2 separate regions of the Homo sapiens genome follow, and region 1 is linked to region 2. A link is a contact called in ENCODE Hi-C or POLR2A ChIA-PET data. All regions are on one chromosome and are shown on one strand. The core of a region is the stretch at or near the end of the contact, and the rest is flanking DNA. Distances in the headings are between cores, read along the strand shown. Region 1 holds the start of LINC01825 (long intergenic non-protein coding RNA 1825). Region 2 has its middle 46 kb from the start of LINC01825.

The links. Hi-C counts contacts between places; a loop is a spot of excess contacts on that map. ChIA-PET counts read pairs that join two places held with the same protein, here RNA polymerase II (POLR2A). Pooled maps may share reads with other maps.
Region 1: a loop to region 2 is called in a map of naive thymus-derived CD4-positive, alpha-beta T cell, with 2.9 times the contacts of the local background. The contact joins the promoter of LINC01825 here to the enhancer-like site in region 2. A Hi-C loop is called at or near these places in 8 of 168 maps with a recorded cell type or tissue (B cell, CD4-positive, alpha-beta T cell, CD4-positive, alpha-beta memory T cell and 3 more), 7 of 37 single-sample maps with no recorded cell type and 15 of 50 pooled maps. POLR2A ChIA-PET finds 5 or more read pairs at or near these places in 18 of 52 experiments (B cell, CD4-positive, alpha-beta T cell, CD4-positive, alpha-beta memory T cell and 14 more).

Annotation. Positions count from the first base shown.
Region 1 is chr2:195,531,076-195,534,560 of GRCh38, reverse strand. LINC01825 (long intergenic non-protein coding RNA 1825) reads right to left here and starts at 1,597. Exons shown (of 3, transcript NR_186609.1): 1 at 1,318-1,597. RefSeq lists an enhancer at 398-447.
Region 2 is chr2:195,485,226-195,488,386 of GRCh38, reverse strand. No RefSeq gene overlaps it. Among named protein-coding and RNA genes, the nearest start is that of LINC01825, 46 kb to the left of the region's middle. Within about 2 kb of position 1,271, at least 2 of the 41 ENCODE cell types and tissues checked have a DNase peak (open chromatin) inside an H3K27ac peak, as active enhancers do.

The DNA.
Region 1 (3,485 bases), core at 348-2,847, 46 kb before region 2:
GGGCGGACGCTGACTCACAGACTGTGTTGCTACTCAGAGCCTTGCCAGCACCAACTAGCTCCAGAGAGATGGGATAGGGCAGTGTCAATCTGGCCTCCAAGGCCCTTTCTGGCTATTATCCCCTGGGACTTGATGATTCAGTACTGCCACAGATCCTGGATTTGTTGGCTAAGCACACCCATGGAGAGAGGCATGGGAGAATGGAAAGGTAGCTGTAGCAGAGAGAGGAGAGTAGCAGTGGTGCCTTAGAGGATGCTTCCTCTTCCTTTGCAGGATTTCAGTCTCATGAGAGTGACCCTTCTGTGTGTCGATGAGTCGCCAGGGAGGGGTTTGCGAATGCTGGGTACAAGTTTACCTGCTGACTGCTGCCCCTTTCAGCAACCTGTTGCCAGTCATTTGTTAGGAACCACTGTGATCTCTTGTAGCTGAATCAGACACCCACAAGAGACCACAGATACGCCTTGCTCTGCCACGTAGTGGGAAAGAATGTCTCTCTTCTATTTTGAGTTACACTTAGATTTTTTGCTCGTGGACTCTTTCCCCCCTGTGACTTAGACATGAAAACTTGTGGAGCTGGCATGGGGACAAAGCAGACATGACATTGGACTCAGAGACACCACTCTCCTCTAGTGGCCAAATCTTTGTGTCTGACTTCTTGTTCTGATAGGATGAGCTATTTTCCTTTCTTCTTTTCTTTTCTTTTTTGTATTTTTTGCTTTCAGCCAACTCACAGCAGGATGAATTCTTTTCTAAGGGACTCATGGTTGTTCACACAAAATGACCTGTGGATAACCAAGCTACTAGCTTGCCAGGCATATCTATATTTGTTGGAACCTCGGGAGTGGGCACAATTTAACACAAATGGAAATTTGAATACACAAGTTATTAATGAAATGTCAAATCTACCCTTTACTGTCCTTGACTCTATAAGATGTAAATAATTAGAATTCTAAGATTTGCCTGTAATCTGGGAAATTTATTTTAGAAAAATCTCTCTGAATATGACATAACATGGAGTCAAATGTCAAGGGAGAGAAAAAAATGGCATAGATGATATGGGAAGAATGGTAGGATAAAACATTTCAAAGAAATATTTTTAACCCCTTCTGGCTTAAGAGGAAAATTACATTTTTGCAAAATAGTCACAACATGATGCACTGATATTTTGTAAATAAACTGTAACTTTAAATTTAGTTTTAGAAAAACCAGTGTGGACAACAGAAAACTTCGACTTATATAAAACTATAAAAGAATGTTATACTATGTTAAACTATAAAAGAAAACCAATTGTAATACAGTATGGAGAAGACTACATACCTAATTGTATCAGTCTCTTTTCACTTTCATTTTCAAGGTTATCACCCTTCAGTGAAGATAAACACTACTAAAAGCTTGTCAGCTCTTTTTGAGACAGGATAAAGGATTTGTTTCTTTGCCTGTCTCAAGGAGATAGATGTGGACTTCAGTGTCCTTCTATAAAGCAGTCGAAGAGCCTAAACAAGATGAAGTGGCAGCATGTTGATGGAGTATATTCGAAGGTGACAAGCAGCCTTGCAGACAGTTCTGCAAACAAGACTTCAGAGAGCTCTTACGATAGGAAAAAAAAAAAGTGCCCTTCCAAGGTTAGAAGTTAGGAATGCATTGTGCCTTTAAGAAGGCCAGCCCACAGATGAGGACGTGGAGTTTTCTTTTGCCTGAAGGGCATTTTCTTTTTAAAAATGATAGACATATCCTAAACATTAATTTAGAGTTTTCAGAGAATGAAATAGGCTTCAGAATTTTTTTTTTAAAGATTAGAATCGGAGAGTTCTTTTACAGGAAATACCACAATTTACAATTTCTTTGGCAAAGTGTGAACTGGGTAGCTCTTTGAACATTAGAGATGGTTAGAGCTGTGAAAGTTTTAAGATATTATCTGGTCCAATTGCTTCTTTTAAGAGAATAGAAAGGTGAGACCCAGAGAGTGTTAAATAACTTGGAGTAAAAGGTAAAAGGGATAGTGTGTAGGCAGGACCAGACTAATATTTTTATTTCTGGTCTTGTAAGTTTCATTGAATCATTCTGTGCAATACTGAATATACACTATGTCATGCAAAATTACAGAACTCTGTGTGTGTGTGTGTGTGTGTGTGTGTGTATGTGTGTGTGAGATAGAGAGACAGAGAGAAAGAGAGAGAGACTAATCAATAAGCCTGTTTGGCTACCATGTAGTGGCTGCCATTTTTTCCTTCTGTTTGGGCTCCCCGATGGGTAGTACTTTTGTGGGACATTCTCTCCTAAAAACACATGGCCACCATTTTCTCTATATACTTCATTGGAGCCCTCAAGGTGCTAATAGTGTCCTGTGAACTGGGGGAAATTACCTCTACACTTCTGCTCCTTTTTGTCTTAAACTCTGTTTGAATGCTCTATGGGTAGACTTTTAACATTTTTTTATAATGTAAAGTTTTTGGTATTAGCTGTCATGGAGCATAAGACTAATTTGATTTCCTCCCACTCTTCTATTACTGTAATTTCCATGGCTCAGTGGCTTCTGGCATCCATACAATGGACAGTTGGCAGGAATTAGAGTGACGTGGGGGACTGCTTGTTGCTTACTGCTTGAGTAACTTTTATTATTTCCAGTGGGTGCAAAAGAAATCAAAGGGCTATAGCTATATATGCATTTTTTTCCTTGGGTAAATTTGGGCCTCTAGGGGAGTCAAGAGTCTTGGCAAGAAATCTATCTTGACTGGCCAGCGATTGATACAAGAGTGGGTTAGGGAAAAAACCTGTGCTATTCTCTTCACTTCTCCTGCCATGTGATCCTGAGCAAGCAACTTAATTCCTTAAAAATGTACTTTTGTCATTTGTGATACAGGAATGATAAGAGTAGCTCCCTCAAAGGTCTGTTTTGGATAAAAAAAGACTGCATTAAGACATCTTGTATCACACTGCCTCAATAAACATTGTTATCAGTGTTCCCTACTATTCCTTTCAGCAGGCAAAAAGACTGGCAAGGATTAGGGGTTGCAGGGAAAATATTTGCAAATAACATACAATAAAAAACTTAAATCCAGAATGTATAGAGAACTCTTACAAAAATAAGAAAACAAATGGCCCAGTTCAAAAATGGGCAAAGATTTAAGTAGACACATCATCGAAGAAGGTATGAAAATGGCAAATAAAGATGCTCATTAATCACTGGGAAATGCAAATTTAAATGCAGTGAGATAGCACTACATACCAAGTAGAAAGGCAATAATCAAAAAGACGTAATATCAAGTGTTGTGAAGGATGTGGAGGAACTTGAACTTTCTTCAGTGCTGGAGGGAATGTAAAATGTGAACTGGAAGGCAATTTGGCAGTTTCTTAAAAGTCAAAAATATAGTTTCCTAGAATCCACCCAAAAGAAATGAAAATATAAGTCCACAAATTCTTGTATGTAAAGATTCATAGCTATATTATTCAAAATAGCCAAATAAGAAGTGTTAAAAAAATCTAAA
Region 2 (3,161 bases), core at 22-2,521:
CCATGTTGGCCAGGCTGGTCTCGAATTCCTGACCTCTTGTAATCCACCTGCCTCTGCCTCCCAAAGTGCTGGGATTACAGGGCCATTAAAAATTAATAGTTAGCATTTTTTTGCTCATAAACTATATGCCAGATACTTGACATGCAGTATTTTTCATGGCATCATGAATTGGATAGTATCCCCATTTTGCAAACAAGGCAACTAAGGCTCAGAAAGTAAGAATAGACTCCCCAAGATCATATACATTCTAAGTGGCTCTTTCTAATTCTGAAGACCATGCTTTAGGTCACACTGTGCTGTAATGACTTAGTTGTAGAAAAGCAATGGGCAATAAATGTCATTTGGTTAACATAACCTGAAATTCTACTGCAGGCGATTTCTATTTCTCTGTCATTTCTCCTGTTTTGATACTTCATGTTTTCTTTCCTCAATGTCTTGGAAAGTACTTCCAGAAGGCAAAATTTATACAGATTTTAATCTTTGTGGGATGAAGCACTCATTTATTTATAGTCTTACAGAATGTTATCGATACTTTTTTTCTGTTCCATGTAGTATTGTTTTTTTTCCCCCTTTCAGTTTAAAATACAGGCATGCACTTAAATATTTCTAATAACATGTGGTAAGGGCTGGGTCTCTGCAGATCTAAGATCCTCCTGTACCAAAATACAGATCAATGTGATGGCTTGTGATAATAAGGCTGCTCCTCACTCCCAGAGGAATTGTCAAATCCTTGTGTTTGTTGAAGCTTTGTGTTCCAACTTAACTATCCCTGACAATCTGTTTCTTACCTGTTTTAAGATGCTGCAGAATTCTTTAAAAACAAGATGGATTTTGTTTCTAATAACCATAATTATTTTTAAAAAGTGCCTTTGTGATGAGTTGCCTATCATGTGCCTGGTGAACTGAACTTTAAATGACCTTTTTGCCCTTATTATTGCAGCCGTTGCCTTCCAATTTTATATATAAAATATGAAGGAAAGGGAATTTAAAATAGAATTTATTGAGGTACACACAGCTTCAGCAGCTGCTGTTACAAGGGTATCATCAAATACCAACACTGACAAAAACCCATGGGGTCTATTTTCCAATTCAATCTTGAAGGAAATTTACAATAGTGAGTGTCTATGGCAGTTGAGGTTGGGTAAGATTTAGATGACTCATTTCCCTTATCTAATGAATTCAGGCCCTGCAAACTTTGCAAAAGCTTTAAACTGACAAAGCACCAAGAGAGTTGATGTGAAATTGAAAGACAGCTGGCATGGACTCAGAGCCTCTTGAGTTTAGCTCAGAAAGCTGCAAACCTGTACAGCTGCACAACTGTCAGGATAAAGATTCCAGCATAAAGATAGTCAAAATATTGCTACAGATGAAGAACTTTATGTCTAAAGCCTCTATTCCACAAAGAAGAGTCATTTTAAATAAAGAATGCACATGGCATTTTTACATTTATCTTCATTTTGCTAAGATAAAATAGATGAGAATGTTTCAATCTCCAACAACTTAGGTTAAAAAATTCAATTAAATATGAAAAATAGTTTTAAAATTTTTAAATGATCAAATCATTTTCCTGGAAGTAAAACAACTTTGATGTGGTTTTCCTTTTCAGGCTGTCTCTTTCCGATTCCTCGGTTTTGACAAGTCATAAGGATAATATAACACTTTGTTTTATTATGTGGTGAGAAACTCTTCAGAATGTTTCTGGGTAAGAGCACACTTAAATCATTAGGTGGGGAAACAAAGCTTGCTAGGTTTGGTGTTTTCAGGCAATAAATGATATCATCAATTATAATTTGTATACCCTTTTTTTAAGCAGAAACAAAACCCAAGTCAAATGGCATTTATGGCACAATTGACATTTTACTTATGGGAAGATAACTCAACATTAAAGGTATAGTTCGCTGAACAGTGATTACAAGGCTTATTGTATTAATGAGAACTAAAAAGTTCGACTACATATTCAAAGGATCCCCATGGCCTTTTATATTGCCCATCACAAAATCCTTTTCAAGCAATTTAAATTGTATCATGATTGGCTATTGGTATTTGAGAAATGGCATTAAACTCAGGCAAATAGTGAAATTCCACTGTATAGAATGGTATCTGTAAAATAAAATATAAATGCAAAACTGAAAAAATAGGAGATAAAATCACATGATTTTTACAATGACAGTATGTTGTTTAAAATGCAGAAAAAAATATGCATGAGTAGTTCCAAATCTTTATTTTATTCTAGGTGTTTTATGTCTTCTTAGACTGTTAGATCTAAAAAACTCCCTTTTCAATCCTACTATGTATAATGAGACTAAATCATAAACTATGTTTAATGCATTTTAAATTCATATGCAACTTGTCAGCACCTCCATTTAAAAATGATTTTACTTTTCATAATTTTATGACCACTTGGCTATAATATAAAATGCTAAATATATCAGTGTATGAAAACAAATTGAACTTGTAGACTGTGGACTCCTGTACATTACTCAAGATTTAGGTGAAACGCATGTAAAGCTTTTTCTGGCCTTGACTAGAAAGAAGAGGAGAGCCAAAAAACAAAGAGGAGAGTCAGTCTCTTCTTCTTTGTTTTTTCATTTCTGTACTAAAATTTACTATAGTACTTTTCATTTATTTTATTTTTATTTTTTAATTTCTTTTTGAGACACAATTTTGGTCTGTCGCCCAGGTTAGAGTATAGTGTTGTGATCACGGCTCACTGCAGCCTTGACCTCCCAGCCACGTGATCCTCCCACCTTAGCCTCCCAAGTAGCTAGGACTACAGGCATGCCACCACACCCTGCTAATTAATTTTTATTTTTGTAGAGATGGGATCTTACTATGTTGCCCAGGCTGATCTTGAACTCCTGGGCTCAAGTGATCCTCTTACCTTGGCCCCTAAAGTGCTGGGATTACATGTGTGGGACACTTTGCCTGGCCTACTATAGTACTTTTTAAAGTGTTTTGAAATTACTGTATATGTGCCTTCTTCCCTGTAAGAATGAATGACCCTGTTGACATCATAAATGAGGTCTTATTCTTCTCTTTAGATCCAGCAATTCAATGATGGCATCAAAGACTGGTTCTTTCACCTTTTGCTCTGCCATCCACCCTTATATCATCCTGAGGTTGGTTCTTGTAGTCATAGGATCATTGCCCATTTCCTATAG